Linked DNA regions of Homo sapiens: region 1 is linked to region 2. Evidence: chromatin loops called from intact Hi-C (ENCODE). Cell type or tissue: adrenal gland. All regions are shown on one strand. Region 1 has its middle 44 kb from the start of MTHFD1. Region 2 overlaps SPTB (spectrin beta, erythrocytic).

What was found. Peaks named below come from ENCODE experiments on the same cell type or tissue, not always from the same donor. Only the 100,000 strongest peaks of a DNase experiment are listed, where the experiment ranks them.
Region 1: a loop joins it to region 2, with 4 times the contacts of the local background. A loop is called at or near these places in 16 of 110 quality-filtered maps.

Annotation. Positions count from the first base shown.
Region 1 is chr14:64,342,569-64,346,568 of GRCh38, reverse strand. It overlaps the pseudogene TEX21P. Among named protein-coding and RNA genes, the nearest start is that of MTHFD1, 44 kb to the left of the region's middle. In adrenal gland, a CTCF peak has its summit at 2,233 (motif pointing left); no DNase peak of the experiment used is centred here.
Region 2 is chr14:64,762,725-64,766,724 of GRCh38, reverse strand. The region is part of intron 32 of SPTB (spectrin beta, erythrocytic); the gene reads left to right. Among named protein-coding and RNA genes, the nearest start is that of MIR7855, 21 kb to the left of the region's middle. RefSeq lists an enhancer at 1-358. In adrenal gland, a CTCF peak has its summit at 1,821 (motif pointing right); DNase peaks (open chromatin) are centred at 1,994, 2,564 and 3,964; H3K4me3 peaks cover 381 bases; H3K27ac peaks cover 2,057 bases.

The DNA.
Region 1 (4,000 bases), 420 kb after region 2:
TGTTTTTCTTTTCCATATATCTCTGTCTTCATAAAAAAAGAAAGAAAAGGAAAAGAAGCAAGAGTTATCATAACTGTTATTTAGAAGAGATCTAATCCTAGTTATTTCCTTCCTTTCCCCCATCTTATATGCTGTCACAGGACAAAACAATTGAAGAGCTCAGGCAATCTTTAGCAAATGTTGAAAGGATGAAAGAGAAGGCAAATGTTGAAACGATGAAAGAGAAGGCAGTTGTGAAAACAGAAAACTTGAAAACTACATTAGACTCTGCAGAGCAAAAGGCAAGATCAGACAAAGAGAAGACCCAGCAGATGTTAGATGCTGTCACTTCTGAGCCCCCAACAGCAAAGAGCGCACCTGAAGAAGTATCAGGACAAGAACAAGAGGTTTTTTCAAAATAGTAAAATTAAAATTAATTTAGTTGAAGTGATAAACACCCACGCCTACTTAGACTGTAACTAACTTGACAAAAGGGAATATTGGCTTATGGAATCATGAGTTAAACAACCTAACCTCCAGGTGGGCGGAGATACACCTGGGCCCCAGGATCAGCACCTGGAACCTACAAGCCCTTTCTCATGGTCACTTCTTGGCATCTATGTGTCAGCTCATCTGTCTGACTGCTGGTTGGTTTTCTCCATGACAGGAAACATGATCACTGGCAACCATGGAGATTTATATGGAGTTTCTGTGACAGGAGAGAGAATCCCAAGAAAAGGTCTTATTGACCCAGTTTAGGTCAAGTGCTTATCCCTGCTAAACCCACAGTGGCTAGGGATGGGATATATGATTATTTTATATACTCTAACAAGTGACCAGGAGTGTAGAGTTCTATGACATCATGTGTCATCATGTGAAGCTCAGGGGAAACCATGTGTGTCACTTTCTGTGTCACTGTCTAGGAGAATATAGTAGTGCTTCTTAACTTGCTTAGATTTTCACTATACTTATAAAGCAAATATTTCGAGAGAATTTTTTAAAGGCCAACTGATCATCTGGGGCAATTTTTAAATTATATGTCACTTCTCCATATATTAGTTGCTTATGAAACTTATACCTTAAGATATGCTTAAAACATAAAGTCATGATATTAGCATTTTCACTTTTTTCTCTCTTTAACTTCTGTGTGTTCACTTTCTTGATTGTTTCTATTCCTCTCTTTTATTTTTTGAGACAGAGTCTCACTCTGTTGCCCAGGCTGGAGTGCAGTAGCATGCTCATGGCTCACTGCAGCCTCGACCTCCTGAGCTAAAGCAGTCCTCTCACTGCAGCCTTCCGAGTAGCTGGGGCTATAGGCGTGCCACCACCACACCTAATTTTTGTATGTTTTGTAGAGACAGGGTTTCACCATGTTGCCCAGGCTGGTCTCAAACTCCTGGGCTCAAGCAATTCTCCTGCCTTGGCTTCCCAAAGTGCTGGGATTACAGGTGTGAGCCACCGTGTCTAGTCCCTTATTTTATTTTCAGTCAAATCTGTTTTCCTTTGGTCACCTTGTAGTTCACTCTTCACTTTTTAGATGATTTAGTGTTTTCTTGCCTGAGTTCAACTCTCACATCTAGATATCTTGGACTATTCTGAATTATTACATTTCTGATTCAAAATAAAGTTTTTCCCCCCATTTTTGCAAATCCTTTAAAAATTGATATTTAATTTTTTTCAGGGGTGTTGTGTCAAATATTTGTCCTGTGTTTCACGGCTGTGTTTTTTTTTTTGTTTTTTGTTTTTTTTTTTTTGAGATGGAGTTTCGCTCTTGTCACCCAGGCTGGAGTGCAATGGCATGATCTCGGCTCACTGCAACCTCCACCTACTGGGTTCAAGTAATTCTCCTGCCTCAACCTCCTGAGTAGCTGGGATTACAGGCAGTGCTACCATGCCCGGCTAATTTTTGTATTTTTAGTAGAGATGGGGTTTCACCATGTTGGCCAGGCTGGTCTTGAACTCCTGACCTCAGGTGATCCAACTTCCTTGGCCTCCCAAAGTGTTGGGATTACACGTGTGAGCCACCATGCCCGGCCCATGGCTGTCTTTTGGGAGTATTTTTTTTTTCATCGCCTGAACAGTTTAGATGATAGTGTCTTTCTATTTTCTTCTTAAAGTAATTTTATGTGAATATAATTTGCCATTTGTCTGTATTCACTTTCAAATTCCTTGAATTGCTCTGGTCTTCAGATGTTTCTACTTTAGGGTAGCTGGAGGCAGGGCTTACTCACTAGGTTCCTTAGCTCAATACTACCCTCTTCTGTTGGCACAGTGAGTGCAGTTTCTAAAGTTTACTAGATCAAGCCTTTTTGGGAGTGAGGGTTTATATGATGTCTGATTCTGTAATACTGTCTCATTTGTATAAACATATTAATTTCCACTGTTTGCTTTTTTCTTTTCCTTTATTACCAAGCCTCCAAGGAACACAACTACCTCCCTCTCCCCTCAGAAACCTTGCCCTCTACAACTGCCATTTTTGGTCTCATGTGCTTCCAAGACCCTTGCTTTTCCTTCATTTGTCAGTGTTCTGATCCACCAGATCTCAGATTTGTTCTTGGTATTTCACCATTTATGATCTGTCTTGTTTCTGGGGGTAAGGTTGTCTGTGTTCTACACCAGTGAAAATTAGCTGCACCTTCCTCTGTAGCTGCCTCTGCTGGTTTAGAATATTTATTTCCCCACTAACATGCAAATTGAAGTTTGTGGTATTCTCTAGTTTTGCTTTAGGCATGATTTATAGGTAGTTTTTATTTGATCTCCGTGTTGATCACTATGGTTTTTGGAGGATGGGTAGAAAAATGTGTTTTTAGGGGACTGGTATTATCATTCAGCAAATCAGAAGTCCAAAACGTAATTACCTTATGGATGAAAAATAACAAAATAAGCAGCAATAAAATTAAGTTTACTCTATAAAAGTGTAAAAGCAAGAAAAAATTTAAATGCAAAGGAAATTTTAAATAGAGTTATTGTAATAGAAGAGACCATTTTTCTAGCTTAAAAATATTGTTTGAAAGTAGAATATATTACATTTAATAATGTTTAATAAGACTAAATTTCTAGTACCAATTCTTTGTACATAATACCTGGGTGACCCAAACTAATAACATATCTTGATTTCTGTAATGGTTGTTTGTAGCTTAGTGACTTTCAAGAAACTATTCTCAGCTACTCAGGAGGCTGAGGTGGAGGTTGCAGTGAGCCAAGATCACTGCACTCCAGCCTGGGCGACAGAGTGAGACTCTGTCTCAAAAAATAATAAATGAATAAAATTTAAAATTTAAAATAAAAATGGAAACTGCTCACCTTCCGAGGTAGTTTTAGATGTACCCAAGATATCCTCTGTGGGAACAAGTCAGAATCTGGACAGGCCTGTGGGACTCGATGCCTGTTTTAGAGAGCTCTTCAGCATGGGCGGGGTGAGATTATACTGGACCTTACAGAAGTACCATTTTGGAACAAAATAATTATCTTGAATATTCATTCAAGGGATAAATGAGAATCACTTTCCAAATGGCCACAGCCATGATTCCCAAACTGTGTGCCAAGGCACACTGGTGCACTGTAAGGATCTCAGCATGCCATGGAATGTTTTGATTTTATTTATATATTTATTGAGATGGAGTCTTGCTGTGTCACCCAGGCTGGAGTGCAGTGACGTAATCTCGGCTCACTGCAACCTCCGTCTCCCAGGTTCAAGCAATTCTCCTGTCTCAGCCTCCTGAGTAGCTGGGACTACAGGGGCCTGCCACCACGCCCGGCTAATTTTTGTATTTTTAGTGGAGACGGGGTTTCACCTTGTTGGTCAGGCTGGTCTCGAACTCCTGACCTCCGGTGATCCACCCACTTCAGCCTCCCAAAGTGTTGTGATTATAGGCATAAGCCACCGTGCCCAGCCTAAATATTTTGATTTTAAAGGGAAGCACTGTAATATTTGACATCTGTCAGGAAGGTACATGGATACTAGCTTCAACATTACATCACCCTTCATTCTTTTTGATGACATACCTTTGTGATAGAAACT
Region 2 (4,000 bases):
TCAGTCTCTGGTCTCGTTTGTCTAGTTCCTGGGAGTCACTGCAGCCAGAGCCCTCTCACCCCTACTAGGCTCAGCCCAGGTGGAGGCGAGATGAGCTGGCGCAGCCCCGCCCTCCATCCTCCCCACATCCCTGCAGCCACCTCCCAGCAGAGCAGGCTACGTCCTCACTGAGGTGTTCTTCATGAGAGTACTAGCCTCCTCCACTCCTCCCCACAGCGCAGAGGAAACAGGCCAGCCCAGTGACATGACGTTATTAGTTTTGTTTTACCTAATGTAATAAATTTTATTGTATAAATATATCACCATTTACATGAGGGGAAACACTAGCCAGAGATGATTAGTGCATTTCTGTACACCGTCCTTTTCCCCATTTTCCAACTCCTTCCTCTAGGCAGTACTCACCCCCTGCACCCACACCTACACACAGGCACATGCCCACACACACATGCATGCACACACAAATACACACCCACATGCACACACACCACACACCCCCATATATACAGACACCTCACGCACAACCACACACCCACATACACATACACACACACATACACATACACACAAACACACCACACCCACCCACATGCACCCACACCACATCCCCATACACACATCCACACACACCCACACACGCATACTCATACAGACCACACCCCCCATACACACCTCACGCACACCCACACACCCACATACACACATATGCACACACAAATATGCACACACCACACCCATCCACATGCACACACCACACCCCATACACACACATCCACACACTCACACCCACACACATACACACTCATACACACCACACCCCCACACACACACACATGCACACACCGCAACCTCCACACACACACACACATACATGTGCACACACCACACCCCCACACACACACACACTCACACACACACACACCCCAATCACTCAGCTGTCCCATCCCACCTGCCCCACCACAGGCATCTTCAGTGGTGAAGTGGGGGTGCCCATCCTTGTAGGCGATTCTTTCCCCCTATGCAGAGCCCTCTCCTCTTTCCACCGATCTGGCCTGAGGCCTGTGGGTCAGTGAGTCTGGATATGGAGCTGGTTCTGGGGCAAGAACAGACTTGAAGGAAGCCTGCAAAATTGAGGAGAATCCCAGGGCTTTGAGTAACAGAGGTCAGCCCCCCAACTTGTCGGAAAGGAGGATGAGCCAGAGGCCTGGCTCAAGGGACAGGGAGAGCCCAAGACAGCAGCTGCCAGAGGCCTAGGGCATGCGCCTCAGGACCTTACCTGGAGCAGGCCCCTTAGGACTCCATGGGGTCTGTGCAGGGAGCCTGGGAGGCTGTCACCCAGGCTTAGGGAGCTGCTCTGGGGAGCAGCTGACCGAGAAGAAAGCAAGAATTCAGCACACGGCTTGCACGGCTTCCCCCTGCATGTCCCCGCTGTGGCAGGCTGCACTGGGGGCCAAGGGAGCCACAGATCCTTCCTGCAGCCCACCTCTCCAGGTGTCCCGTGAGCCCGCCTGAACCTGGGGGTGAGGTTAGGAAGACTGGCATTCCACATGGAAGTTTCTGGTACACCAGTCACACCCAGAAACATATACAGATAGTGAGGCCTCCCTTTTTCAGCCCTTCTCACCCTCTGAGAGAGACAGATGCCCTCCCCACCCACCCCCATCCACCACCCGCGCGCGCGCGCGCACACACACACACACACGCACACACTCCTCTGTGGCCTCCAGCCTGGCCAGAGGCCTCCCTTTCCTAGCTGCACCAGCCCACCATGCCCAGCAGAGGGCACTGCTGGGCTCCTGCTGAAGGGTCTCTCCCAGAAGTTCCCTCCGAAGCTCCCGTCATCGCATGTGGGGTCGCCTCCCTGTCTGTGGTGGACTGTGTCCCAGCCCCTTTTTCCCAGCAACAGCCCCTGCCGGAAGGAGAGCGAACTCTGGGGGGCCGGCACAGACTGCGGACACGGGCTAGGGCCCTGCACCCTGCCCCCGCCTGCTTCTGCCATGCGTCCCTGTGTGTCTGCATGTGGCGGTGTCCTGGTGTGCGGGCTCCTCTGTGAGCACCAGAGCGACTCCATCCACTGTCTGTGTCATCTGTGTCTGTGCAAATGTAATTACTTGTGCATCAGAGCCGCCTCCAGCCAACACCTGAATGTCACTGGGTTGGGGGGAATAAAACCTGTTTGGACCTGATGATCTCTTTGGGGGAAGAAGTGAGCCCACATTTGAGACCCTTTCCGGAGAGCCAGCCACTCCAGCAGATGGGAAGACTGGCTTGTGCCCGGTACCGGAAAGAAACCAGATGGTGACTCAAACGAACACAGACCCAAGGCCTCACGCACAGATTTCCTGCTGCTGCTCCCTTCTGAGCCTTTTGTTAAGTTCTCATGGGGATCCACGAACCTCAGAGGGAGGGCCTAATACCCCATCCACCTTCGATGCAAGAAAGAGGAGGACAGAGCCTGTCGGGAAAGCCCAACCTGGCTCTAGAAGGCTCCTTGCAAGCCCAGTGGCTGGTCCTTCCAGCCTGCCTGGAACTACCCCTTCACAGAACCGCAGGCCTCTCCCAGGAAGGGATGGCCAATGGCTGCGCCTCCCCTTGGGGATAGTCCTGGGGGATGGTGGCTCTCCTGCTGGTCCTCTGTGTGTGGTCTGGTGTCGGTGCCCTACAGAATAGATCCATGCGGTGTTGCTTCATGTACAATCCCTCACTGTGCATGTCGGCTTCCTGCTGGGGGGAACTGATGGGAGTGGACCAGGCACCCCTGCTCCTGTCTGGACAGCTGCACACCACAGGGTGGCACCCCACCCCAGTCCTCCCCTTCCCCACGTGTGTGTGCACGTGGTGACTGAAGCTGCCATCCCACACATCAGCCTCTTTCTCAAGCACATCACTGCACGGTCCCACCGCCTTCCCTCACCTCTTGCCTTTTTACATTAGAGCACGTTCTGGTAAAGGCCAATCCGTTCATACAGGTAAGTGCATGGGAGGCCAGGCAGAAGAAACAAGACCTCACTCACGAAAGACAAAACTGCTGGAGGGGAAGTCAGGACATCTGGGTTCTAGTCCTTAATTCTGTTGGTAACTTCCTGCGTGATTTGAGATAAAAACCACCTAATCCCCTGAGTCTCCGCGCTCTTATAAAGCCTTCTCTGGAGAATTACGGAAAGTCTGGAACATTTCTGTATGTCAGCAATTTAGCAAATTACAGGGAGGGGCTGGGAGAGGTGGTTTTCACCACTTTCCTCTTGCCTGGTGCTTAGTGCTGTGGTACCTGGCTGGTCTCAGGTACCCACTGGTGTGAGACGGGAGATGGGAAAGAAGTAGTAAAGGGCTGGGGTGTTTGCCTTCGTCCCTGTGGGGGACTAGAGGTGGGGCTGCACCTCTGCTACGGTAAGGACAGTGCCCTGAAGGAGGCCCAGGTCTGCGAGGGAGCCCTCGGCAGTGGGCAGGCAGACCTGCTCCAGACTAAGCATCTCCCCTTCACCTGGGGCTGTGGCCCTGGGAAGCACTTGGGGGTCCTGCTGAGCATCCCCCACCTCCCAGGCTCTGGGTGCCTCAGAAGCCCCAGTGTAATGTGTGGTGAGAGGCTGTTTTCTCCTGGGAGAGAAGGAGGTGGATTGCATGGAGAAGAAATGGTGTTGATGATGCTGCAAGTCCCCCCAGGCTAAAGGTCCCTAGTGCACAGCCCTGCGCATCTTCCTGTCCACTGTGCCTGATTCTGGTTTTGGGAAGTGAAGTGTGAACTGCTCTGAGAACTCCCTCAGCAGGGCTGCGGTGATGCCATGTGTGACGTCCCTGAAAGGGATTGGTGCTCCTAATCACCTTTGCTAGGGCTCACTGTGTGGGATAAACATACCCTGCCTGCCTCCAAGCCCCAAGGCTAGATCCAGGCTGTAGTGCAGACGGGACCCTGGGATGCCAGGTCACTCCAGAAAGCAGCTGCTGGGTGCCCCCTCGTTATCAGCCTTCTCGTCAGGAAGTCAGGGAAAGCTCTCTTCCCCAAGGG